Linked DNA regions of Mus musculus: all the other regions are linked to region 1. A link is a loop called in an ENCODE intact Hi-C map of the cell type or tissue named here. Cell type or tissue: left cerebral cortex. All regions are shown on one strand.

What was found. A loop is a pair of places that touch in the nucleus more often than their neighbours do. Peaks named below come from ENCODE experiments on the same cell type or tissue, not always from the same donor. Only the 100,000 strongest peaks of a DNase experiment are listed, where the experiment ranks them.
Region 2: a loop joins it to region 1, with 3 times the contacts of the local background. A loop is called at or near these places in 6 of 42 quality-filtered maps.
Region 3: a loop joins it to region 1, with 4 times the contacts of the local background. A loop is called at or near these places in 13 of 42 quality-filtered maps.
Region 4: a loop joins it to region 1, with 6 times the contacts of the local background. A loop is called at or near these places in 4 of 42 quality-filtered maps.
Region 5: it touches region 1 in a loop (8-fold over the local background); 15 of 42 quality-filtered maps call a loop at or near these places.
Region 6: it touches region 1 in a loop (10-fold over the local background); 14 of 42 quality-filtered maps call a loop at or near these places.
Region 7: a loop joins it to region 1, with 6 times the contacts of the local background. A loop is called at or near these places in 6 of 42 quality-filtered maps.

What each region holds. Positions count from the first base shown.
Region 1 is chr12:49,370,461-49,374,460 of GRCm38, forward strand. All of the region lies in intron 1 of Gm34304 (predicted gene, 34304), which reads right to left. Among named protein-coding and RNA genes, the nearest start is that of Gm34304, 9.4 kb to the right of the region's middle. In left cerebral cortex, a CTCF peak has its summit at 1,883 (motif pointing right); no DNase peak of the experiment used is centred here; H3K4me3 peaks cover 662 bases; H3K27ac peaks cover 1,688 bases.
Region 2 is chr12:50,279,834-50,283,833 of GRCm38, forward strand. No RefSeq gene overlaps it. Among named protein-coding and RNA genes, the nearest start is that of Gm34523, 60 kb to the left of the region's middle. In left cerebral cortex, a CTCF peak has its summit at 2,018 (motif pointing left); a DNase peak (open chromatin) is centred at 2,014.
Region 3 is chr12:50,294,398-50,298,397 of GRCm38, forward strand. No RefSeq gene overlaps it. Among named protein-coding and RNA genes, the nearest start is that of Gm34523, 74 kb to the left of the region's middle. In left cerebral cortex, a CTCF peak has its summit at 1,887; a DNase peak (open chromatin) is centred at 1,369.
Region 4 is chr12:51,346,311-51,350,310 of GRCm38, forward strand. G2e3 (G2/M-phase specific E3 ubiquitin ligase) reads left to right here and starts at 1,920. Exons shown (of 15, transcript NM_001015099.2): 1 at 1,920-2,134. In left cerebral cortex, no CTCF peak of the experiment used is centred here; a DNase peak (open chromatin) is centred at 1,903; H3K4me3 peaks cover 2,477 bases; H3K27ac peaks cover 1,473 bases.
Region 5 is chr12:50,942,170-50,946,169 of GRCm38, forward strand. No RefSeq gene overlaps it. Among named protein-coding and RNA genes, the nearest start is that of Gm34581, 37 kb to the right of the region's middle. In left cerebral cortex, a CTCF peak has its summit at 1,649 (motif pointing left); DNase peaks (open chromatin) are centred at 1,661, 2,173 and 2,598; H3K4me3 peaks cover 846 bases; H3K27ac peaks cover 974 bases.
Region 6 is chr12:51,189,254-51,193,253 of GRCm38, forward strand. No RefSeq gene overlaps it. Among named protein-coding and RNA genes, the nearest start is that of Gm34745, 34 kb to the left of the region's middle. In left cerebral cortex, no CTCF peak of the experiment used is centred here; DNase peaks (open chromatin) are centred at 1,792 and 2,125; H3K27ac peaks cover 1,198 bases.
Region 7 is chr12:50,696,049-50,700,048 of GRCm38, forward strand. No RefSeq gene overlaps it. Among named protein-coding and RNA genes, the nearest start is that of Prkd1, 49 kb to the left of the region's middle. In left cerebral cortex, a CTCF peak has its summit at 1,637 (motif pointing left); DNase peaks (open chromatin) are centred at 1,635, 2,652 and 3,053.

The DNA.
Region 1 (4,000 bases):
TTAATTGCCATTCCAAGGTTTAGAGGAACAGAAAGATATTGAGAGAACAGAATGGCACCTGAGAACGAAACCTTTGAAAGACTCCAAATTTGCCTCAAAATGAACCCTATACCTTCTATTAACTCTTGGCAGATGGAAATTATACTCCGTGTGTGTGTGTGGTGGTGGGGGTCTATGTTTGTGTGTCTGTGTGTGTGTCTCTGTGTGTGTCTGTCTGTCTGTGTGTGTGTGTGTATGCAGCCTGCATGAGGCTGAGAATATGTACATTCTGAGTGTTGTGTGCCTTCTATAAACACTCCTTTCCTTGTTAAATCTGTGCAATAACATTCCTAGTTGTATGGAAGCTGGGAAAATCTTACTATCAGCTGCTGAAGGAATATTCTCAAAGTACCACAGAAGCCAGGAGAGATGTAGGCTGTTTGCAGCCAGACTACTTTGGATCTGGTACCTAAAATTATTAATCTTAATTTATAATTACAGTAAGGATATGAGAACATGTTAGACCTCAAATACAGCTGCCTCAGCATTATGGCTTTGTGTTCAGTCTAATCACGTCCTCACATGATTTTTCTGGATGGACAGCAAAACAGAGCGGAGTGCATGCCAATGAGTTAGTGAAAGGCTGACTGAAAAAAGTAAAAGTTTTTTGGTTTTGTTGTTTTGTTTTCTGTTAAAAACAAAAGCAAAAATGAGAAAAGAAGAATATGATGAAATACTAGGGGAAAAAGAAGAGCTTAACAATTTTTATTACTGGTGAACTGCCTGTTAGATCAATTCAGAACTGATACTGAATCTCCATGTCCCCTTCTCAGGGAAAGAGTGGTTGCAAGTAACAGTATCTTGCGATGAGAGTTCATGCTTTGCAGATTCATAGGCCTTCTGAGCTGTATGAAATCATAAAAAAAGGTTCATAAAAAAAGGTTCATCCTTTTCATTTTGTGTATAAAAAAACAAAGGTCAGGAAAAGCATCGTGGCTAGCTCAAGCTCAACCAGATGCTGACCAGCATTCCAGTTATCATATGTCAGACTATCAGTTTAGTTCCTGTGCTAGCTTGCAGGCACATTGCACAGGAAAATCAAGGGAACTATAAGCAAAAGTAAAGTGCAGTCAACAAAACTAACCCTAAAGCATGGGTCCTTGTATTCCAAGGGCCCTCAGCTGCCTTGCTGATAGGAAACTAAAAACACACTTTAGCAACTACGTGCACAAACCACACCTATACATATGGCCAGCATACAAAGTCACAGGAATGAGATGAATTCTTCTACTACCTCAGTCCAACATATTAAATGCCAAGCAAATGCTAAAGTGGTTTTATTCTGAAAATTCTTGGACTCTCTAGTCTGTCATTGCTAAGACTGCACCTGTGCCCACAAAGTCCATTTATAATCTTCTCTACAAAAAGAAAAAGTGGAGTCCGTTCAAGCATATGAATTCTGTTACTTTGAATTTCAAAACATTTTGAGCAATGGTGACATAGAGAAAGCACAGATGTGGTTATTTAAAAAAAAAAAAAAGATAGAAAATTTAGTGTGTTCCTGATACTAACTAAAGAGCAGTCTTAAGTGAGTAACCAATGCCTCAGAAGAAATACCAAAATGTCTATTTGTTTCTATTTTAATTATGTATATGTTTATAACTCTCATTATCAATTCTTGCTGATAATTTGTAAAATCAATGTAATACAGCAAAGCTACCTTGGAGGAAAACCTGACATGGAAAAACATAGTTTAATTTATCTGTGTTCATGGTGTAAAATTTGATATTATAGAGTTCTCCTGGTAAGACAATCACACTGTATTAGAAAAGCCCACTGTGCCTCAGGAATCTTAAAAACAGCCAACACTCTTACTTTCATCAATACTCATCCCTATGGTCACTAGATGGCACTGCTGCTATTTGAATGAAATTTCACTTCCAACCTTTTTTTAAAAAAAAAACATAGGGTTTGGAAATGATTTGGGGTGTCATTTCTTGGGAGTTTGTACAAACAGAAGATATTTGGCACTTTGTATATTAACAACTACAGTAATGTTTTGTTAAAGAAAAAAACACTACAAAGGTGAAGTAACTTCCTAAGAGGAAGAATGGTAATGCCAGAAGATCTTGAGTCTGCATGTCACCAACTTTTAGGTGGCAGGAACACTTCATCTGTGAATCACAAACCATCACTAAACCCACTGTATAACATTTATTACACATCTGATTTAACTTGGCTTTTTGCTGATGATCTTCTCCTAGGAAACTGGATCGATGAATCATGACTTTTTGGCCAGAATTATATGAAAGTGTATAAAGCTTTATAAGATGATCACTCTCTTGGGGGGTGGGGGGGTGCATCCCTTCTTGGCAAGGGATACCAACAAGCCCCCAAAAGTAGACCCTAAAAAGTTCTTCCAACTAAAGAAACATACCCTACACATGAGACCATGCAAAGCACAGAGCATCTCTGTGGCAATTTCTTGTGGCATTTTCTTCAGAGGACTGCACTGAAGAACACTATAGAGTCTCAGTGAGAGCCATCCTGACTTCCCCGGACAAACTTCCCGGGGGAAGGAAAGGTGGCACTGGAGAATAGATGGACTAGGATTTGCTGCTAGAGGCAACCAAGAGCTTTAGCTAGACTTAGGATAGTCCTACTCTTTAGAGAGAAGCAAAGCTGTCCAGTTTATCCCCGGGGATAACTGAAAAGCAGCAGAAAGGGGAGGGAGCATCCCACTCACTAAAAGTTGTTGTACCCCCTTTCCAGACCCCATATTAAGAAAAGAGGAGAAGTGAGGGAGTGGTGACCATGCCTTGAAAAGAAAACAAGAAAAGAAAAGAAAAAAAAGCCAACATTGCTTGGGAAAATCTCCACAGATGAGCATTTCAGTTGCATTAAGTGGTTCCCATTAGCAGCCTACCCACGTAGAGGAAGGCTAGCACGCTGTTAATATAATGCAGGAGAGGGATGATAGACCTCGGAGTGAAGAGTGGAAGAGCTAGCTTTGCATAAACCAAAAAAGGAAAAAAAATCTGAGGATTTGAGTTCTTAGGGCCTTGCGGTAGAGTGGTGGAGTGGGCTTAGAACCCTCAGGCCTTAGGCCACCGGACAGCCATCTAGTGTTTGTGATTTTTAAAATACATATTTAACTACCTTAAAATAATTTAGACATACACCAGGAAAATAGTTTAATGGTTCCTAATTGAACTGCTATTGAGTCAGAAGAAGAGGAAGAACCCTCAGAGGGCGTCCAAATCCCGCGTGGAGCATCTGAGACTAGGAGGCAGGAAAGTGGGGGGAAAGGGTCTGTCTCGGCATCACCTCCGCTCTCTTCATCTTATTCTTGGAGAAAAGTTGGTAGACATAGACTAGAAAAGAGAGAGAGAGAGAGAGGAAAAGGGAAGGAAAGGTGAGACATCTAAGAAAAAATAGGAAGAGAGGGAAGGAAGAAACCAGGGGAACCGAAGAGATAAAACTCATCGGAAGTTCGGGTACTAGCTACACTTATTTTTTAAAAAGAATTCAATCATTCTGCTCCTTTCTCGTCCTGCTAGCTTAAACATTTTTATAGGCAACTTCGGGCAGATAAAACTTTGAAGTGAGATGGGGAAGGCTGAATGTCTGGCCTGGATCACCATAGAGGCTGCGGCGGTGGCAGCAATGTCCGCTAAGGGAATGTAGCGCACATTAGGAAATTCTTCTTCCAGCCGCCCTAGCCTCCTTTAGAGTATCCCTGCCCAAAGCTTAAATTAAAGTGAGTGGGAAGGTAGGGTGGTTCTCCCCATCTCCCCATTGGATCCAAGCGATCCAACAAGACTTAAAAGCGAAAAGTCCTGCCGAGCGGAGCTCCAAATTCTCCCGCAAACCGCATGCGTTTCTTGACAATACAGGACTGTGCAAAAATCTAGATTTTTCTCTTGCGTGGGTCTGGCTCCAGGGACACAACCAAACAAAATCTGCATTATGGGTATTCCCAGTAGCCTACCTGGGTCGATAAAACTTACAGGACTAATTA
Region 2 (4,000 bases), 910 kb after region 1:
TATTCATGAAATACGGTTTTGGGGGGCGGGGTAAAAATCATGACCTTAGTTAGCTAAACTGCATTATGCTGCAGTAATAATTTAACCCCTACTGATCAGTGATCACTCCCTGTACTTTAGGTTTCACATGGATCAAATACTGGTCTGCTCTGATTCCAGTGCATTATGGTGTGCTGAGACAGTTCAGCTGAGAAAGGCCTTGTTATAATGAGGTGCCACTGTCTCAGTACCAGGTTTCAAGAGCAGCGTGGTAGGAGGTGGTACTGATGAGGATAGCTTGTAGCTTTTAATTGTCTGGGCCTGAAAATGACATCTATCACTCCAACCACCTCTAATTAGTCAGAAGTGTCCTCATGTTCAAACTGATTGCAAGTATGTATGAAAATGCAAAAGGCGTGTATTGTACTTTGTGATCATCTCTGTAGCTACCACAGTCTTAACATTTCCAACGAGGATGTTAAAGTCTATGGTCCTTTAAATATAAACTCCGAAGTTTGTGGACTACCTTTTATTCATCAGGGAAATTATACATGCTAAAATTTGCTACCTAGAATAGTTCACTGATGCAAATAACGTCATTTTAATTTTATAGATAAGAAAACCTTTTTTTTTTTTCTTTTAGTATGTATTGGAGTTGAGCTCTGGATCCAGGACTTTTAAACTCAACAGTTTTGATGGCTCATCTTCTCTCACTGTCTTCTATGGTATTGCATGATAGCAATGGCTTGTGAAAGCTGAGGCTGCCACGTAAGTATGAGAACAAATCTGAAGGATGTTTTGATTATATTGAAATGCCTAAAGGAAATTGTGTGCTTTTCCCTAATAAGATGGCAGGTTATCTAAAATGCTTCCTTTCTGTACATTTGACTGAAATTATATAAAATGATTATCTAATGTTTACTAAACATTCTGATAGCTGGTTTCTGCTTGTTTGATCCATTAAGAAGAGAACTTTGCACACTATTAGATAAGTTGGGTAAATGGTATGGGGCTCCTTCCTTATGTGTAGGGTCTCATTCTGTTAACCTGGATGGATTCCAGGAGTCCTTAGGATAGCTGCCTATATCTTCACCTGCTTTGTTCTTGCAGATAAACACGGAAACAGTGCCACCTTGACTCTCCTGATGCTTTGCTCACCTTGTACCAGCTTTGCCATTACTTGAAAATCTCAAGTGACTGGACAAAGTTACCCGTGGAATCTGAAAATTTAACAGAAATCACTGCAACAAGAAAGTTACGTAATTAACAATCTCTGAAAATTCTCTCTTGTCCTGACATCTCTAAATTTACCCTTGATATGAGACGCTTTTCTATATTCATCTACAATGCTCCCTGACTATCTACCGCAGGCCCAAGGCCACTTGAGAGCTGGCATAGTGAAGATGAATCTATTAGGAAATTCAGGGTTACCTGCTTCAAGTAAAACTGTTAAGTAATGGTTTCTATTTTCCTCCTTGTGTGCCAAATTACTTTCTCTCTACCAGTTTACTTTACCTCCTTCCTAATATGACCGAGCCTTTCATTATTTGTTATGATGTTTGTGCTTGTGTTGTCTAAATGGCACCTGCTTTCAAAATACTTAGGAATATTAATTACCTTGTTTTTCCACACAAAGATAGAACTGTGTTTTAATATGCAATAACCTTTTACTAGTTGTAATATGACTTCTTTTATATATCTGTTGTATAATAGAATATAAGCAAACACAAGAAACAAATTGTGGGTGCATGATTTAGATAATGCTATTTTTAGGGTCTCAATATTTGGGGATATTGAGCTGCTGACATCTAAAATCTATAAATATGTACAACTCTTCGTTTGACAGAAATTTCTGAAAACTAAGCCAATTTCCTAAAGCAGAAATGGTACAAATTCTGTTATAAAATTTAGAGACATCCCTCTGATAATTTTTCTTAATTATTCTTAGACTGTACATGTTAGAAATGTTTTCTAGTGTTCTCAAATACAGAAAAAAATGCAATGAGTTAATCCATAAATGCCCTCTTGTGACAATATCCAAGAATGCAGCTGCCTTTTCTCTATTTATTGTGGTCTTATTTTTTTAGGGATAATTTTATATATCCATACTACATCAATTTCAGCAAGGGAAAAGGTAGACTTTATCTTGTCTGGTAAATTTAACTTATTTTGTTTTTAATAAGGTGTATGTCATCTTAAAACTTAGGCACAGAAACTGGTGGCATCATCCTTTCTTTTGCTGACCAAGGAAAGAAAAGCCACAGAGTTCTTCTTGTACTCTGCTCTTTCTCTGCTTTGGTACAGATGACTGTCAGCCAGAGATATCGAAGGATATGGTTTTCAGACTTTTCTTGAGAACTTCCTTGGCTACAGAGCTATATTTCTCAAAATGATAGTTAAAGACATCAGATACAAGGAGTTTGCAGTAATCATTCCTTCACAGTTTAGATTATATAATTTCTGTCATAACTTTGGAGTTCATGGAAGTAACTGTTCTAATGTACACTTTAAAAGAAAACAGTTAAAGGATTTGCCTGAAATTCAAAGATTGACTGTGTGTGTGTGTGTGTGTGTGTGTGTGTGTGTGTGAGAGAGAGAGAGAGAGAGAGAGAGAGAGAGACCCAGTAGCTAACATAAAACTTTGTCAAAGGATTTAAACAAATATGCATTCAGAAGTCAGATGGTGACAAAGACAGTCAAAGAAATCTGATATCTATCTCTTTTATTTTTAATTTTTTTATTAGATATTTTCTTCATATACATTTCAAATGCTATCCCAAAAGTCCCCTATACCCCCCCCTCCAGCCCTGCTCCTCTACCTACTCACTCCCACTTCTTGGCCCTGCCATTCCCCTGTACTGAGGCATATAAAGTTTGCAAGACCAAGCAGCCTCTCTTCCCAATGATGGCCGACTAGGCCATCTTCTGCTACATATGCAGCTAGAGACACAAGCTCTGGGGGTACTGGTTAGTTCATATTGTTGTTCCACCTATAAGGTTGCAAAACCCTTCAGTGCTTGGGTACTTTCTCTAGCTCCTACATTGGGGGCCCTCTGTTCCATCATATAGATGACTGTGAGCATCCACTTCTGTATTTGCCAGGCACTGGCAAAGCCTCACAGGAGACAGCTATATCAGGGTCCTTTCAGCAAAATCTTGCTGGCGTATGCAATAGTGTCTGCATTTGGTAGCTGATTATGGGATGGATCCCCAGGTGGGGTAGTCTCTGGATGGTCCATCCTTTCCTCTTAGCTCCGGACTTTGTCTTTGCAACTCCTTCCATGGATATTTTATTCCCTATTCTAGGGAGGAATGAAGTATCCATGATTTGGTCTTCCTTCTTGATTTTTTTGTGTTATGGAAGTTGTATCTTGGGTATTCTAGGTTTCTGGGCTAATATCCACTTATCAATGAGTGCATATCAAGTGACTTCTTTTGTGATTGGGTTACCTCACTTAGTTTTTTTGTTTGTTTGCTTTTTTTTTTTTTTTTGGTTTTACGAGACAGGATTTTTCTGTATAGGTCTGCCTGTCCTGGAACTCACTTTGTAGACCAGGCTTGAACTCAGAAATCCGCCTGCCTCTGCCTCCCAAATGCTGGGATTAAAGGCGTGTGCCACCATGCCCGGCCTTGATATCTACTTCTTAAAATGTAAAACTAAAACTTCTTTTTTGTTTGAAGTTTAAAGTATATGACTATAGTTTCAAAACACAGGTTGAATTTTGAAAACTATTTTTTCCAAGATTTAGTCAGGAGACACAAGTGACAAGACTTCTTCATAAAATAATAGACACAGAATGTTGAAATTAGCCAAAGAAAATAGTAACCAATATGACTGAGTTTGGATTGCTTTTCCTGTGTTACTTTTTTAAGAGTAGAATATTAATCTCTCTCTCTCTCTCTCTCTCTCTCTCTCTCTCTCTCTCTCTGTGTGTGTGTGTGTGTGTGTGTGTGTGTGTGTGTGTGTGGTGTGTGGTGTGTGTGTGTATACACATGTGCATTCATGCATACCACATACTCA
Region 3 (4,000 bases), 920 kb after region 1:
GATGTAGCCATTCAAAGTATTTTATTCCTATCAAAGCAGAGATAATATGTCATTTTCATCAAAGCTAATCATAAATTTTATTTTCTTAAGAGTTTTTTTGGAGAGATCACATTGCAGGTCTGTATAGGAGACTCTTTAAAGTACTCTTGGGTCTTGGGTTCTAATTAGAAAGAATCCCATCCAAACTTAGAGCTTTGATGCAATAATAGGGCGTAGAAATCAAAACACCCATATTTGGTTTATGAAGCTTTGCATGAACCCACGAAACACTGATATTTTAGGAAGGTGTTTTATAGTGTTGCAAGTATAATTGGCCATTCATTACTTAGATGGCCAGCCCTATACTGGTTTGTACCAATTTGTATAACTCATGTAAATGCTTAAATGCTCCCTTTCAAATGACATAAAACTCAAATCACTACATAAACTAGCAAATGATAGTTGCTCGCTATCTTCTTCATGGTTCCCTTTTATTGGTTAAGAAAAGGTAGGTGAGCATCCCAGATGCAGAGTGTTGGCTGTTAAGAATGTGTGTTTACAGGTGTGCAATAACCCGAGGATGGGTAGAACTGATACTCGGCTGCAGGTGCAGGCTGGAATAAACAGGACTTATCTTCCCTCTAATCACTTCCCTCCTTTATCATGCCTTCGGATTATCTCAATTCACATTAAGTATCACTTGTGCATAAAGCATATACAGTGTACTATATTTATTTAGATATACATGTGACTACATCTTTTATGAATAAAACCCAAAATGCATTCACATGAGAAAATAGGGTGGTTTAATTTAAATATTTTAGGAGCGCTAGAATACTAATAAACATCTGGGAGAACAGATAAAACTGGATAAATGTTTAGCCTTGTTATGAGTAACACGCTAGCATACGATTAGGTTTATAATGGTTGTAATTTAACAAAACTGTTGTATGAAATATTTTGTTTAACATTCATTAGAAACTGTTAATGCACTTGTGTTTTTCATGGGCTAATTTTTTTTTTGCAGCAGACGCACATTATTAGTATAATACAAATATGCTAAAAAGCAAACAGTTTGGTGTTAAAATGTTTTAAGTAGGATTGTGAAAAGAAATTTTACACCAATCTTCATTTTTTTTTCCATTTTTACAGGGAAATTTTTACCACAAATTCCATATTTTAATGATATTATACCAACTCTATTTTTTAAACTCATTTTGTCACTGTTTTGTAACAGAAACACTGTAAATATTATAGATGTGGTAAACTATTATACTTGTTTTCTTATAAATGAAATGATCTGTGCCAACACTGACAAAATGAATTAATGTGTTGCTAAGGCAACAGCCACATTACATGCTTTCTCTTTCACAGTAGGCAGCAGAGCATATGGTTTTCTCTTAATGGAACGCTAGCTTCTCATTAACATACCAGTAGCAGTGTCAGAACTTACAAGCCAGCATAACAGGGAGATGGAAAAACTTATAAATTAGACCCTTTCCGTACTATTGAGAGGGAAATGACTGATGTTCTAAGGTACAATATTTAGCTAATACTGTGCCCTTTTCTGCACCTTCTTTCTACAAAAAGAAACTTTTTTCTTGTAATAAATATAAATATTGAAGTGCAAATAATTTTTACTCTGCTCCTCAGAGTGATTGGCACCCCGGTTTTGATAACTCTTCCTTAAAATAATATTTCATTGCATTTTTTGTTACCAGTATATGGAAAACAGCTGTATTTTCATAGTCCTGTTTCAGTACAGTGAAACAGTTTAGAAATAGAGCAAATTTTCGTGTCTTTACTGAGAAAAGCCATCAGGTAAGCACAAATGAGGATAAGAAGAGAACCATTCCTCTTCCAGAGGCTAAAAAATGCCTGGTCCAGCAACAGAAGCGGGGCCTCCAAGAGGCTGTAACTGGTAGTAGACAGAAGGCAAGATTTTTTTTTTTTTTAAATGAGGTCTTCATGTCCTTGTACAGCTTGGATTGTATTTATCTGTCTCATAGTAAATCAGTGCTCTGGATTGTTCACCATTTTGTCAAGCTTCTTTTCACTGAGAATTCAGCTGTTTTGTAGAAGGGATATGATCAGTTATTACGTTTGATGAGATACATTCTAAAATCTGAAACCCTCCCTACAGATTAGAAATTATACTTGAATATTCATGATCACAGGAAGTGATATTGACATTACATTCTGGTTCAGGAATTCCATAGGTGGAGTAGGCTTATCACTTGTGTTGTTTGTTTTCATAACATTTACCTATACTTAAATTTATAACAAAACAAAAGTGGAATACAAAGCCCTGTTTATATAGTGACCTGTTCTCCAGCATTGCTGTAGAGCATGTCAGAAAGAAAGCATGCATATTAGTGTTCTGATAAAACTCTTGGAAGAAAACAAAGCAGGCTGACAGCTCAGCCTGAAGACTTCAATGTGTATATTAGTTCAATTAATCGGATAAAACATTTTACTCCTAAGAGTCTAATCATTTACATGGTTCACTCTTTAATATTGTAGATGGCCTCCCTTAGGTTGAAAGATCACCATGGATGGTTGTAATATCTTTAAAGGAATGTCAGGAGTATATTAAAAATTCAGATAATATAGTACTTTTAGCCATGAAATGAAAATATGAAGACTAATCATTAAAATCTTAAACTAAACCATTTATATCTGTAATCTTTTAAAAATTGTCTTTCTTTTTCAATTTTGATGATCACTCAATTCTAGATTATGTGTGACTTAGCTTTTTCTATGAATGCCTTAAGACAGACCCAGAAGTTGATGTGTAAATACCTGAGTAGGGTGGTATGTTTCACCTGAAATTCTAGGAAGTGAACCCCAGTGTTTAAAATTTGAAACTCACTTATTTTCCTTTTGCAAAAAGAGATAAAGGAATCCTGTCTGTCTTTTTCTTTCCCATAGACAAGGTAGAAGGTTTACATCTTAAGCTTTCTCTATCTTTTTTTTTCTTGCCTCAAAAAATTGTCATTATTTCCAACATTACAGCAAGTATCTTGGAAACTGGGTTACCATTGTTTATTTAGGCTCAATGTAGCTAATATAAACTTAATTTAAAGGAACTCTACAACTCACACTTTTGAGTTGCAAGTATCAAAATAACTACAACCAATGCTGGAGATTTGCAAATGTCAATGAATACAGATTTGGAAAATAACGGCCCCCACCGCACCCCAGAATCCAAAAGAGCCATAATGAATAATAACAGGTCATATCTCTTTCTAAAACCATAATGAAAAGGATGAAAAGCCCCTGCCTCTCAGGGTAATTTTGAAGCCACTGAATCAGCCTCATGCCCACATTCAAGCATTGGAAGAAGCAACCATGTCAAGTCGAGTCTAACATAAGAAGCCTGATGATACTTGACTTCAGACACTATCAATGTAAGGTGCCACTGATCTGGCCACCTCTTTGGGAGGCTGCCAGTGCTTCTGCTTTGGCTTCTTGGTGTCCCCTGTGAAGGCAGCCAATTAAGATCACAAGATAAGAGATGGTAATAATAAACTCCTAATGATGAGAGGTAATTAAAATGTGAATACAGAAGACCCCAGCTTCTGTCAGTTCAGTGCGGCTATTACACTGACAATGACCATGTTTTGTTTTTAAAAGGAGTTAGGGTTGTAACTAATTTAATACAGAAACAACTGCTTCGAAAATCATATTAGATCTGATTCAGTTGTAGTCTTGACAAAATTCCGACAACCACTGCCTCTTTATTGGTCAATATTCACTATTTAGTGACTCTCTGAAGCATCCCCTACCTCTACACTCAAGGGCTCCTGTCTGTAGTACACATCCAACGTCCAGCTGCAACCTCTGCAACAAGGCTTCTTTGGTTGTTGTACTTCACTGGGACTATGTCTTAGCATCCTCATGGGCTTCGTGAAAGCTAAGACTGTTTTGAAAAGAAGAAAATTAATTGGAGAGCAAAGGAAGCCAGTCCTCTTATCACTTGATCTGGTCACGGACATAAGTGCTTCACACTTTTTCTATC
Region 4 (4,000 bases), 2.0 Mb after region 1:
AGAACTGGTTCAAGGCAAGATCAGGACCGGTTACACCACAGTTGTGGGCTAATTAACCCCCCCCCCCCCCATGTGTCTGCTGTAGGACTGTGTGTGTTTACTCAATCCCAGGAACTGCCTTCTGTAGCTGATGCTGCCTCTGGTATTGAGATTTTTGTGATGCTGACAGTTATACTCAGGATTTTTCCTGCCTTTCAATTCTTTAACAGGAAGAGACAATGAACCAATCAAGACCTCTTGACTATATCAACTGAACTACACTGCCTACCCCAGAATATTTAACTTTTTTTGAAGGTCAGCTTGAGACTTTCAGTTCCCGAGAAAGATAAAACTTACTGGAGAGAAAGTGCAACGGATTGTAAAATACATAGGAACATTTATTTAGTTTCTGCCTTCAATATATATTTAACAGGTACATAATATTAATGTGGAAAATTAAGTAGTAAAACAAAAGAAGGGCAAAATATGTGGCTATATCATTCTCTTTTCCTGTTTGTTTTGCTTTTTCGAGACACGGTTTCTCTGTATAGCCCTGGCTGTACTGGAACTCACTCTGTAGACCAGGCTGGCCTCGAACTCAGAAATCCGCCTGCCTCTGCCTCCCAAGCGCTGGGATTAAAGGCATGTGCCACCACTGCCCTGCGACTACATCATTCTTAATTTTTGTTTTTATTTTATTTTATGTGTTCGGGTATTTTGCCTGCGTGTATGCACATCTTGTGTGCTCAGTACCTGAGGAGACCGGATTCCCTGAAACTCAAGTTCCAGGTTGTGAACCATCATGTGGGTGCTGTAATTGAATCCAGGACCAATGGAAACGCAGCCACTGCTCTTTGCTGCTGGTCCTTGTCTCCAGACCTTCAATTACTGTTGAACGAATGTAAACAACCTAGCCAACTAAGATACATTCACACATTCATTTACCCTGCCTGTTTCTGTATTTAGAATATATTCCATTCCTAACACAAATTTGGCAGTATCAAATAGTCTTAATCTGAATATTCAGCTGTTTATAACGTTAAAAAAAATTCCTCCCCCTTTTGCCCTCCCTATTTACCAATCACACTGCCAGATTTGATTAATTAGTACAGTTTGCTCTCCCATCCTGAAACTTTGTATTGCCACAGGCACACACATACATACTTCAAGAGAAGGGCATTACATAGTCCTTCTAAAGTTGGCTTCTTAGTATTTCAAAATCTTATCTTTGAACGCTTTCAGTATCAGCATACAAAATCCAATAGCTGAGGAGTCATACTTTATTGTTAAACATCATTTCCCACTGTTAAAAAACGTTACATCGGTTAAAAATTACAATCTACCTTCGTGTTAGGTATCTAGATTCTAGAAATCCAGCAAATCTTTCAAGTTGTGTTTTGAAAGGCGCTGAGGAAGCGCCGCTAGGATAAATCAAGTGCGAATCCGTTCTATCAGGTGTTAGTTGACCCGCTATTAATCCTAGCTCTAATGCTTACAGTTCTGATCTTTCAGATATCTGCCTAAAAGATCTAAATGCTTGTGGAAGTCTCTTAAACCCCCTCAAATGTAATCCTTTCAGAAACTCCAGACATCTCTGGGATTAAAATTTTCATTCTGGCCCTCGCTGAAGAAAACCGACCTCCCAGAGCCAAGCGAGGAACTTTTAGGACAATAGGGAAGTGTGATGCAAAAGAATTCCTTGCGGGAGAGGGCCGGGAGAATTCGCCTTCGCGCGCCTTCTCATTAGCATGGGCAAGCCTCCTCCCAGCGTGTGGCCTGTTGGGGGGTGACTGGTGCGCTCCGCACGCCTCCGCGGACGTGCAGGACCGGGAGTTGTTTTCCTGGCCGGGTCCGCGCAGCCACCCCTGCGCGCACGCCCGAACTTCATTCCCACCCCCACCCCGAAAGCCAAGGCGCAGACGCAGCCTCCCTGCGTCCACTTCCCCGGGGAGGGGCCGAGCAGCCGTGGGTTCCGGGTCGCAAACGGAAGTGGACGACGAATTTGAATTGTGCGAGCCGTTGGATGGGGCTGAGCGGGTTGGGCGTACGGCAGCGCTGCGGTCGACGTGAGCGGTAACGCGGCGAGCCTGGGACTTGTGCCCCGCGCCTGGTGAAGACGTGCCCGGGGACAGACGGAGGTGTCACGGGCGGCCGGGTAGGTGTGAGCGGTAGGGGGCTTCTCCACGCGCTGGACGTCCGCGCCCTGCCGCTGTCGAGCCCCGAGCTGCTCTTTATTAATTAAAGAGGGAAGGGGGGAGGGCTTCACGGAGGGGTGCCCGTTGTGGCTCCCAGTTGCTCTTGAGACCGGTCCCTCACCGCAGAGAAATGACAGCCTTGAAATGCCTCGAGGGGATTTAAGCTGAAATCCGAGTATCCTTTGTGTTTAAAACCGGGGTATTTTTCTTTCACACCTTGACACTTCTTGTGTACCGCAAAAATCCGAGCCCTATTGCTCATTTAAACTGGCTACAGTAGCAGCGGTGGCTCACAGATGTTAAGTTTGCTAACAATGGGGATAGGGTCTAGTGTCACCCCCAACCCCCACCCGTTCCGTCCCGTCCCCGCTTTTCACCCTCTTCATTCATTTGGTGATTGTTATTATCGAGTTATTTTAGAGGGACTCAGTGCCTCAGGAATTGAGTTTTCTTCGGGCGTTTTTGCTTGTTTGTTTTTTTGTTGTTTTTGTTGTTCATCTTTTATGATGAACTGGACTCTCACAAACCCCGACAAAAAGCCACACTTTTTTGAATAGCTGAGATGTACACGGTAAACATAAACTTTCTTTTGAAACAAGTTATATACTTTGCCTTATTAAAAACTGACAGGTTGCTTGTGTGTTTTGTAGAAAAAAGGTAACATCCTTTTAAGGTTTTACCAACTGGGTGACGGTGTCGTTAAAAATGCTTAAACATTTTAAAGTGGTACTTAGTAACATCCGAAGTAAGACCATTTCTTCATCCTCTTTCATGCCTGCTAATGAATGCTGTTTTCGATATTCAAGTAGGAAAAAAATTAAAAAGGAAGATCATTGAAAGTGTTTTCAATGAGTCTGCCACAAAGCTATTGGCTGGCCTTTCTCAAACAGTGCAGTCAGATCTGCTAGCTTCCTAAATGGTACCAGCAAGTAACCTGTTGTAGATTTTCTGTATCCTAATGTGCCTTTTGTTTGTTTGTTTGGTTGGTTGTGTTTTGTTGTTGTTTACCCACATCAGTAAATGTCACACTTCATTGTATGCATACTCCTTCCTATAAGGGCTCCCAAGCTGATGGCCTGTACTCAAACATCAGAGATTTTAACTTTCTAGAGGATGGACTTGGATAATGCCTTTTAACTGAAAAGTTAGACTAGTCTACCAGAGGTTTCAAAACATGGACTTCCTAGAACAACCTGGTAATATATTAGTTAAAGACATACAACTAGAACCAGACTTCTTGCTTAGAATTCCCATCCCTAGGACCTCATAGCTGTGTGACCTTGACTAGGGAAGCTGTTTAGCCTCTCTGATTAAAGTCTCTTAGGTAATGGGGATAAAGACTTCCTTGTGTGATTATTGTGGGAATTCTAGGAACTATTACATGTATGAGAACAAGATGCCAAAAATATAGCTACTAACCATGATGTAACTATAGCATGCATTTCCTTTTTTTTCCCCCTTTTTTCTTTTTTTCTTTTCAGTTTTTCGAGACAGGGTTTCACTGTGTAGCCCTGGCTGTCCTGGAACTCACGCTGTAGACCAGGCTGGCCTCGAACTCAGAAATCCGCCTGCCTCTGCCTCCCGAGTGCTGGGATTAAAGGCGTGCGCCACCACCACCCGGCACAATGTCTTTTTTTTTTAATTATAATTATTATTTATTTAATGTATACGAGCACTCTGTAGCCTCCCAAGTGCTGGGATTAAGTGTGTGCGCTACCATGCCCAGCTCTGAGTTATGTTCTTTCTTTATGCATCCCAAATGTAAATCCTTTGTCAGATACATTCAGCAAATGTTTTTTCATTGCACATCTTTCCATTTTCTTAAC
Region 5 (4,000 bases), 1.6 Mb after region 1:
AAAGTCAATAAACAAGATACTTTCCTTCACCAGAAAAAAAATTGTAATCCACATTTAGAAAAAAAAAAAAAAAAGAATGCTGTTTAAAAAGACCAGTTGTTTTATTTGTAAACAAGCAATTAAGCAAAAACAAACCAAGGAAGATTTTTTTTTCCTTTCTTAGCACTTTCTTATTCCAAAGTTAGTGGAGTGCTAGATTTCTAAACTTTATTTACTAAATAATCACACAGAGCTTGAATTCAAATGTTTTTAACCTAGATTTTTGAGACTTACATGTCGTCAGATACAAGTCAAGAACAGAATACAATATAGAGCATTTTCTTTACTGCATTAGTTTATTTATGGAGGGGGGTCTGTACGGCCATACATGTGTGGTAGTCAGAAACCAGGTTCAGGTCTTTGACCATATGAGTTCCAGGGATTGAGTTCCCGTCATCCAGGTTGACAGCGAGCACAGTTACACTCAGAGTCACCCCCTTGTTCAGAAATGTGCAGTTGCATAGCATCATGGGAAGAATTTAAAGCTCACATCCCCTTGGCATGCTCATAACAACCGTAAGCACATTACCAATTATTTGTCAACTTCAGTTCTTAGCCTGTAGAAAAAAAGCCAAAGCATAGAATTAGCGTGAGAACTAAGTAGTAGAAATGTCTGTGGACTCTATGACACCAGAGTGACGGCTTGGAACTCTCATTATTGTCTTTGTAGTAGAGGAGATGTTGCGTGGTATTTGAGTATTCATTTTGTTTTCCATTTTTATCTTTTTCATTTTTCAGTATTATGTGATTGGCAAATAATAAAAGACAAACATTTATTGAATAGGAGAATGAATAAAAATATTTTGCCTTGACCATTACCATTATAATAGGCTTTTGACTTTGAGTTGCTCAGTTACAGATGGTACATGGCTTTTTGAAATGTTTGAGCTTTCTGTCTTGGTAGCATATCAAATGGTCCACCCTTGCTGGATCAAGCTTAGTGTCTCAAGCAGCAGCTTGTTCTGATCAAAATAATGTATAGCCAACCTACAGACAAATACGGCAGCATGCATTGAGTCTAGCCCTATCTACTAGGATGTACGTAAGCTTAAGGAGCCTACTTTCCAAATATTCTAAATACCAGGTAAGAATGTGAAAGAGTACGACGTGCATCTCTTTAAGTAAAACAAACATAATATGCTCACACTTTCACCTTCCACAAAACATGAGCTTGGAATCACAGAGTGTGTTCTTCCTAGAATCACTGCATCCAGACGTCCAGACATCCCATTCCCCTCACTTCCCTAAGTTTTCACCTCTGTGTAGTGCACACAGACATATGGACAGATCAACAACAGCCCTGAAGGGAGCTGCAGCCACCCAGCATGTACATTTTGCAGTTCCTTCAACCTGTTTCCCATCCTGCCCATCCCCTACGCAAATCAGGTTTGAATGCCCAAGCTTGTCACCTGGTATACAAAAATGCAGTCTAACACTGTATTTATTAGCAAACCCTTTCCCTTATGTTTAATTTATTGTTACGGTTTTTAAATGTACAAACAGTTATACCAGTTTTATACACAAAACCACAGGTACCGTTTTGTATCTGTCAAAATTCCAGCAGCCTGTGGCGAGAGACAGTTGAATAGATGTCCTGTGCTGCCACCTAGTGCTTTGGTGAAGATGTGGCCGTGTTCACGCCTCGGGAAACCAGGAAACAAAGGCGCACATCGTATGGAATAGCTACTCAAGAGCATTAGCAAACAGATGCACGTATGATCCTTGGACCATATTCCCCGCAACCACGCAACCTAGCTTGTTTTCACACAATAGCCGCTTACATCCCTGCTCTTCGCTGGCAAAACTCCGGCCTTCTAGCCTGGGGGCACCTGGTTTAAATCCAAACTGACTGGGCAAGCAAACCCGCTCTCAGTTCTGAGCCTCTTTCTACAGCTCCCATCTGGCCAAGGTTTCCTTGGCAAGTCTCTTTCTCCTGGAGGGACAGTTTGATCTGAATGTCTGGCCTATTACTTCAATTTGGATAGAAGGTATAAAGGAGTCAGACAGCTTTAAAAAAAAATCATTATCTTTAAAATTGACTAAAACAGCAGCCATCTTCTTTGCAGCGTCCAAAAGTGAAGCTTCTGAATTCCTTTCAGCGCCCAGGGTTTGTATCACCGGTTAGACCCTAGGTCTGCCTCTGTGTTCCTCCCCTTATTGCTGCCCGAGTCCCCGAAACACCATTCTTCTCCTCAATTAATAAATTAGCATGTTGCACTTACACAAACAGTATTTTTAAAAGTGCTATATTAGGCACTGGTTAGTGGGTGGATAAAGGAAAAGAAAATAGCCTTTCAGTGTGTCTGTGGATCACCACCTCCTGTCTCTTAGCCTACACTATCCCTTTTCTCTTCAGACCTTCTAAAACCCTGGACCCACTGACCCTTTCACCGTATTGATTCTCTTTCTTTACCTATATGTATGACTCCTATTGTAAGAATATTAGTACTTCACTTAAACCTTTCGACACCCCTCCTTCCAGTAAATTTCTTTTTCCCTGTTTTATCCCAATGCAGTAAATTCACCAAGCCCATATGCTATTGTCTAAATGTGCAGATTAGAGCCAGTCTTTCTACTAGAGCCCAGGAACTGTGTGCCAGGGCTGGGTAGTGCTTCTTTGCCTGACTTCTGAAGGCTCTGACACTAGAAGTTCTCTAAGATCCAACCGTTCTGGCAGTCCGTGTCTCCAGTCATTCACCACTTAGCCTGTAAGGAACTTCACTCTGGTAAATCCTCTTTACCCTCCTGGAAATCATCACTTCGCCATGGCTCTTAACTGAATTTCTTACCACTTGTTTGTTTCTATTTGTCAAATGCTCCATTGTTTTCCATCCTTCGTGTTTTGCTTTTTTAACATGAACTTCATCTGCATTTGATTTTTATATGTTTAACTTTATAAATACTTTTACCTACCCATCCTTTGGACTATCCAGGCTTTGTGATGGTGGTGATTTTGACAGCAATGGCATGAGTGGTTCACAGGTTACCCCTTCTTCAACAACAAAGCCAAATCATCCATGTCTCCAGTGTTTTTCTAACCATTTTCCAACCCCATGACACATTCAGCAAAATGGTTGTTGGTTGTAGCCATATATGTTAGGGTAACAAACCCTGTGTTCGTGATTCTCACCTCTGAACTTCGCCCATGCCAGATCTGTCCATGGCTATCAGAAGCACCAGGACACTGAGATTTCAATGATGCTGAGCTACATGGACTCATTAGGTTTATATGTATATAACCCTCCTCCAATCTTTTTCTACATATTCAGCCAGTAGAAAATATGTTTAAGTCCTGATTGCTTTATACCAGGATTGTAAAGTTCCTTTGGCTTCTAATTCAACTCTTATACCCATTCATATATAAAAAAAAAAAAAGAAACATGGCTAGTCTTTCAGACACTTTGCTCTTATGCAACTCACCTATAAAAACCCACAAGCACATCTATTGATTCTCTCTATCTTGTTTATATCATTTCTACGTGTGTGTGCTTATAGATTCTATACTAGACCCTACTCCAACTCCATCTGAGCTCTCCTACTTGTTCTCTGACATGTCCCATGTTTTAGTCCACTCCATCTTTCTGGCATTTCTTGTAAAGGAATATTTTGCACAGAGCATTTCTTGCCCTCTGAATTCTCATTCATACTTTCTAAAAACTAAGCCTTACTAACCTCTTAAAATGCACATAGAGAAACTACAGACAAGACTCAGCTGATCAGAGACTACAGACAAGACTACAGACATCAAGACTACAGACATCAGAGACTACAGACAAGACTCAGCTGATCAGGTGCTTTCTATGAAAGCATGAGGGCCTGAGTTCAGATTCCTACACCCACATAAAAAGCCAGGTACTATGGCAAAGTGGCAGAGTCTAAATGTCACGACACAGATGCCACTTTGAGGTGAGCTGCTGAGGGTGACACAAAAGCTCTCAGGAGAGTTCTATGGGGGCAGCAC
Region 6 (4,000 bases), 1.8 Mb after region 1:
CACCTTTAATCCCAGCACCCGGAAGGCAGAGGCAGGCGGATTTCTGAGTTCGAGGCCAGCCTGGTCTACAAAGTGAGTTCCAAGACAGCCAGGGCTACACAGAGAAACCCTGTCTCGAAACAGACAAAAAAAAAAAAAAAAAACCACGAAGGTACTTTGCTAGAAGCAAGCCTGAGCAAAGTCAAGAATGGACTGGCATGATGTGGGCTGGTATCCCCCAGGGAAAGCCACAGCAATGGCCCATGTGACTGGAAGAGGAACAGAAGTAGATGGTGGAGGCTTACCAGCATAGTTAGAATATGCACTGAACATTCCTTTTTAAGGACTGCAACGTGATTACGTTAGCATCCTATAAAGTCGTGCTGAGGAAGTATAGCGCACAAATAACAGAGACCAGCTAGTGGGCTGCCACAGCATTCAAAGAATGAGGATGAGGCCCGAACCCCTAAATACTAAAGTTAGACAGAAAGCCGGAGATCCACAAGCTAAGAGAAGACAGACTAAAAGACTCAAATGTGCTGGTCAGCAGAAAGGGCGTGCCAAGGGGCATGTGGGCCTAGGCTGACTATGACTAGAGGGAAATCAGACAATGATTAACTTTGGAGAAATGTATATGAATTTTAAACTGCACACTGACAATGTGGTTCAATGTTAACCCAGCTTTAGTGCTCTTATTAACATATAAATGTGTGTGTGTATGTGTGTGTGTGTGTGTGTGTGTGTGTGTGTGTGTGTGTGTGTATACATGCATACATATATGGTCAAGTTATTAGGGACTTTCTTTAGCAGATGGGTCAAAATTAGTACATCTTCACCACCCCAATGCCAAAGAATGCTGGTACTGTGGGTAGGATGGTTAACATCTCTAATTGGCCCCTGTACAATACCAGGACTTAGGGGGTAAAAGGAGTGCTCAAAGGGTTAGAGACATAATCAAAGAGACTCAAAGGAAAACTAATTTTAGCTGTCACTGAGGTTTGTCTGTATCGTGTCATTAAGAAGACTAAATGACCTGCTGAACTGTGATACTGAGAATGCATTGCTACTGTGGAGAACGGCAAGATGATAGACTCAAGCTGTCTGATGACTCTGTGCCTGTGCCTACATACATACAAAGTGCAGGGGAGAGCTTAGAGGGGCCTGGATCCCCTGAGCAGTGATCCTATGTGCTGTCAGCATCAGCATGCACCGCCCTTGGCATGTGCTACAGCTGCCACTGACAGCGAGCTCAGCTAGGGATGACTGCTTTACAGACATTATTATCTCATTGGAATTCTCCCGAAAAGTCTCTGAGTTTGACCCTTTGATGCTTATGCAAGTTTACATCATTTACCCAGAGCCACTCAACCCATCGGCAGAGAAGCTTAGATTCAAACCGTGCTCTCCAACTCTAAACCTCTTTCTCTCACCATGGCCCTCCCTCACTTTGGCTCTGTTCATTTTTTTTTAACATACCAGGTTCTGTTTTGTTGTTGTTTAATACTTTGCAATGAACCGTGCATGCCTCTAGCTAAGTTATTAATATCAACATAGCTTTTTCTTCATTCTTCAGGCTTGTGGTTCCACAATTGACTTTGTAGTATCTCTTGTTTTGCTTCAGAGCAGATAGAGCTGGTATGTGAGAGACAGGTGGCAGCCAGTTGCTATGGCAATTGCCTGTCATTAATGATAAAGGGTAATTACTGCAGCAAATTTCTGTTTAGCTTGAAAATCTGACTTGCCCCCTCCCCACAGGGGGCACAACCCTTTATCCCCTCTCTACTCACAATGGTCTATCATGTGCCTGGACCACTTAGCATCTCTGCTAAGAGCTAGTGAAGCCTGACTTCTTAAAAACAGAAGAAAGACTAGATGAGTCACGTCTGAAAACAGCTCAGAAAGATTCACATTTCCCACATTTATTGACTGTCTAAACGTGCTTTCCCTTAATTAAAATTTGCCAAAAATACTACAACCCCACACCTTACCCATCCATAGACCAAGTTCAATGATTTTTTGAATGACAACAAGGCTTAATTACTAGACGGTCACAATATAAGAACAAATGACGTTTTCTAACTGACTTACAGAGCTATATTTAATGTTATATCATATATTTAGTGTTATAAGTTTTCCCCAACTCAGCTAGCAGCCCTTCACATTTAGTGTGCCAGAGGCACTGTGAGTGGAGGCTTTCTGTAGGAGTTCAAAATGGGAAAATTTTACCCATGTTAGGTTAGAGACTATGATAAATAAATATTGTCAGAAAATAAATGGCAAAATGAAAACCCAGAAACTGCAAAACAGAATAAAATTAAACACCTGTGTTGTTCCTCGTCTCCTTCCACCCCTGGCATCCAAATATGTCTCCTTCAGCTTCTTCTCAACCATAGTTCATAATCACTTTGCATGCCAGTGAGGAATCCCCAGGCCCTGTTCTCACAAACAAGTAATGGCAGTCCTATTACATAATTATCTTTTTCTTTTTCAAGTCCTCTCTTACATTTGATATCCAAGATATGGAGAAATGGGTGAGATTTGAATCAGAGATAATGTACTGTTCTAAGAACATAGAGTGTGTGCTTTTCCTGGAGACCAGTGTGTCAACACATCTAAAATTCTATTCCCTGAGCTGGGCTTGCTAATCAAGGCTGTGTGTTGCTCTAAGTTTTTGCACGTGGCCATGGAGTACTAAAATGGAGGACATTTAAGAGACTTGGGGTTGTGTAACAAATGTGGGAAGGGGAAAGATATGGTTGTATGGTTCACACCCAGAGCCTGGAGTGTAAAGAGAACGCTTGTCACCTAGGAGCAAGGAAGCATTCGATTTTTTATCAAGGCGGGATAATGCTTTTTCGTCTTGAGAATCTTAAAGCAACAAAGAAAATGAGGGAGTGTGTGCAGAAAGTTGTAGCCAACTCTCTCTTGAGTTTCTGTTCTATGGGCTGGCATATTAGGAGCAAGAAGTCTGAAGAAGAGAGAAAATTGGAAAGAGAATGAATGGGGAAAGAAATGACAAGGACTTCGAGGTCTACAGACACAGCATTGCTACTGGATGTCACTAGACTCAAAAGTCAATGAGCTAGTCTCTTTTGCGGAGGGAAGCTCTGCCTGTTTTAGTCCCTGGTACATTTCAAGCCTCTGCAAGTGTGTTTGGAACATGGTAAACTTTAAGTCAATATTTGCTCAACATGTGAGTCACATCATTTTAAAGTTTTCTGCCACCTTAATACAAAATCTCATCGTCTTTGTTTAAATGTCTATAACCATAAAGGCTACCTGGGCCATAAATTACCACATAGATGGTAGCTGTACCAGTCAGGGCAAGCAAGACCAAACAAAACCAGATGAAATTTTAATATACAGCCATGGATTCCTTGCTTGTTTTAAAACTTGGCTGCAAATTCACTTCTGCAACTTGCTATTAACTAACATGGAGGGGAAAGATAGATCTTATTTGTAGGCTTGCTTTTAATAGGGGTAATGGATTCAAAAGATTTAAGAAAAAGAAAAAGCTGGTGGAAAGATAAGAGTGCAGATCAGACACAAAGATTCCGAGGATCCAGAAGAAAGGAGGCTCAGTGTTCCTTCCTTTTACGTCTGCTGTTCCTTTCCTCTTGTATCTTACTTCAGGCTGGCTTTGTCATGGAGGAAAGGCAAATGTCTGTATTGCTGTTTCTCTGTCTCCCTTCTTCCTTAGGATAGCATTGACTCTTGGCCAAGGTCAAAGTTTCCTCTTCCCCAGAAGACATTTGGAAATACTTGGAGCTATGCTCAGTTTGGATGATGCTTTCAGCATCTGATTGGATGGAGGCTCCTGGGCATCCTATGATGCACACAATGGCCCTGACAAGCTCAACAGTGCTTGTGGATAAAAAATTCTCTTCTCATTATTGGACACTGTCCCAAATGTCAAGATTGTTGGAACTGCACAAGACTCTCTGAAGTGAAGCTTACTATAAAAGAGGATGATAGAGTTTAAGTGATGTGTCTCTAGCATGAGTGCCTCCAACCCCTGTCT
Region 7 (4,000 bases), 1.3 Mb after region 1:
ACTGAGCCCTGCTCTAGTCTAGCACCTGAGGAGATCTGCTATATCGCTGGCATTTGTATGGGAGCTATTTTTTCATGCTCAATCTGTCTTGCTTTGCTTTCATCTACAAGAAGCACAGAGAGCCCCCAAAGTAGATTACTTCAGAATGGATTTGAGGCAATATTCTGAGATTTTAGAATAACTTCTGACAGATACCAAAGAAACAAGAAAGATTACAATTCTGCTTTAAATGAACTAAGTGTCTCTTAACTTTTTTTTAATTTTAAGGATTGCTAATTGTTTTTCAAACTGACACTTAACTAATTGGGTTATAATTTGGTGTTGTAAGCTTTTCGACTTTGCCAGGTGTGGTAGCACACGCCTTTACTCCTTGCACATACAAGGCAAACATTTACAGCCTAGACTACAAAAAGTGAGTTCCAAGACAACCAGTGCTAACTAGAGAGAACATGTCTCAAACAAACAAACAAACCCCCAAAATACAACCTGTAATGAACAAAAGAGGGTAATTAGCATGTCCCTGTTTTTAAACCATATACCATGACTTCATGAGTCCATCATACTTATGTCACACATAAGTTGCTCACACACAAGATGAATATGACTGAAACACCATCAAAATAGTAGCTCTGGAACTTTTCGGGATCTTTGAACTTCCCCAACATAACATTATATAGTTGACTACTTTCTTTACATTTTGTCTGTCCTTCTCTTAAACTGTAAGCTAAGTTGATTGGCTTCTTCTCAAAAAATGGTTATATTTATTATTAAGTGTATAATCGATGAATAAGAGATGAAGGGGTGAATGGATGGATTCACTGCATGAGCCTGGCATGTCTGAAAGCCCTGACTATTTTAGATGTGCTAATATGCATGTACTTTTAATGAAAGCTTGTATATAAATGGGTGATACAGTATTTTTTCAGCTTTTACAGTGGCCCTCTTCAGAACAAACTTTTTCCTGTTTCAAGGAAAATCATCCTAATGCTTTTATCTACCCGAGGTCAGCTTCCTTCTTTCTTACCTTAGCTTACAGACAGAAACTTCCTTCTGAATATACTGAAAAGAAATTCATATCTATAGTAAGTGGGAGAAATCATCATGAGATTAATTATTCATGGAAAGTGAAGGGATGGTTGGGATGTCTATCTCCGCATGTACACATCTACATTTGTACTCCCGCCATCCATGAGTCTGGCTTAAAAGGAGAATAAGTAAAATGTAAATGGAAGCAGATTAGAACTGTCTAATTGTCATAAAACAATAGTTTCTCATCCTCCAAAATTTATATTTAAAAATTGCTAAATGTATCTTTGTTCACCAAGCACTTTAATTAACACCTATAACATGGTGATTATATTATTCAACATTTAAGTGCTTAATTTGCAATCTGGAATTACAGGCATTCCCTGATAAAGATATATTTTCATTTGTTGCATTTGTATTTTTAGTAGAAGACAAAAATAAGCAGATACTTATATGATAATATAATGCTAGATCCATAAACAGGAGTTTTCCTCCCTCCCTTCCATTGCACTTGAGATTAAAACACAGTAACAATCTATTTTTATGTGATGAGCGATTGGATGTTTTTTCACATCGTGAGAGGTTGGAAGTACTGTACCTGCCATCTACTGGAAGTCTGTGGGAGGTACATTTCCCTAGGAACAACTCCAGTCCTCTAGAGAGAGGCTAAAAAACTGCTGCTTGTGCTAGTCGAGGAAAGTGTACCACAGGCTTTGAGGTCATTTAGTGCTATTAAAGCAAATTAAAGAAAAAAATGACCTCATTAATCACAGGCACAAAATGGACCTAGCTAAATCTGAAAAGAAAAAAGGAAAGAGTGACTCACCTTTGAAATGTTAAAGGTTCTACAAGGCCAAGGGGGGTGGGGGGCGGGAAGAGCAACAGCTGTCCTTACCTGAATTCTCACTAGGAGGAGAGCTCTGTGTGTGTGTGTGTGTGTGTGTGTGTGTGTGTGTGTGTGTGTGTGTGTGTGAGAGAGAGAGAGAGAGAGAGAGAGAGAGAGAATTCTTGCAATTAGGTCTTGGCTCATGGGGAAGCCAGGATTCTCAGTTTCTTTAGTGACTTCTGTTGAGCATTTCTGGGCTTCATTGGATTGTTTGACAAAGGTCAGGTGTTAAAATGAGAGGAGACAAGATATGGAGAGTGTTCTGAAATGGTGAAAAACTGTAAGAATTTAGATGCCATGGTTAGGTCTTTAGTTACAAGCTTTGGGAACTATATTTAATTCCTCCAACTATGTGCTGGGTCAGATAGCTCATTTCCTGTAACCTGCAAACCTACAAGGACAATTAATAGACCCATATTGCAATCCCATTAGCCCACTTTCTTGCCTAGTTTTTTTTAATGTAACCTATGTAAGGACTCCTCTTTCCTGAGTTGCAAAAAGACAAACAACAAACACCTCACTGAGTTGCCATTTAATTCCATTTTTATGAATGGCTTTTAAATTAGTGTTTTACAGATTTAAAAACAGAGTGCAATGCTTCCAGCTGGTAGGTAGATGAAGATAACAAAGGAGTTATGAGTTGCAGATTTCCACTGACACCCTCACAGCTTGCTAGTCTCACATGGAATGGCAGCAGCACCAGGGAGAGTGGCTTCACTGAGGTCCCATTGTAGTGTGCAATGTCCATTTCAGGTCACTTCACACCAGTTGCTGCTACTTCCATGACCTCACATTACCTCTAACGAAATTGTAAAATAAACATTGGATTTGAAATTGAACCAGGAATGTCCTTGAGCCACTGTCATGTGAATAAAGACAAAGTTTTTTTTTTTTTAAAGTATAAAACTATGTGCTAGAAGTGTCCTTGACATTGTGCACTAGGAGTATCCACTTCAACTTGGAAATTCAAACAAGGAGATCACTTTCCACACATTTCAGCCTTCAATTAGCATACTTCAGCACAGGAGGGAGAACACAGGGGCAGCTGTTATTTCCAGGGATACTGGGACAGTGAGAAGGACAAGTGGCACAGAGGGCTCCAGTGCTAAGTGACAAAACAGTGGGACTTTTGTGTTGAGCAGACAGACAGACCAGAGACACAGAAAATCCTTCCGCCATAAACATCTGGAAGTACTGGGGGGAAAGCACGGGGAGCAGTGTTTAAAATGCACAGCCAGACTCAGAAAGAAATACATCCAGTCCACAGGAGCTAGAAGGAAGGAGAAAAGAGACTGGATTAGGAAACAGCGCTGCACCCTGACAGCTGGTCAGGAGGTGAGGCATGGGAAGGCATTAGTCAATTCTGGAAATTAAATGAAGGTGGCAGTTCCAGGCTTGGGAGCTGACTGCGTTGGGGAGTAAGATCATCAAACTTTCACTTCACACACAATGCTACAAAACTGGGCTAAGGGAAATAAAATTGTTGGTTCAGGGAATGTGCAGAGAGGGAACAACCTATCTAGCTGCAAAGCCAGTGGGAGGAACATTATTAACTGGACCTGGGGTCTGGACAGGAGAAATTATTTCACTAAGGATTATCTACTGAAGGAACAAAGATCAAAATTCAACCACAGGAACTTCAGATGATAAATTTGAAGCATGTACACAATTAATGTGATTGAAAGAGGAAGGAATCAAAAGTCTAAAAAAAGTCATTTAATACTACCCAAAGTACATAAGAGAGTCTCTCTCTCTCTCTCTCTCTCTCTCTCTGTGTGTGTGTGTGTGTGTGTGTGCATGCGCGCGCACGTGCGCGCGCGTGAGAGAGCACACATGTACAAGAGCACATGTATACATATAGAGATGCTCAGTAGTGGCTAAGGGCACTTTCTGCTTTTCCAGGGGACCCACACTGAGCAACTCAGGACAGCCCACACTCCAGCTCCAGGGGATCCAATGCTCTTTTCTCATGGGAGAGAATGTACACATATACATGGCAAACACATATACAAACACTCATAGCATAAATAAAAATAACAGTAAATCTTTAACATAACAAACAGTAAATGTATTGGGGCTAGAGAGATG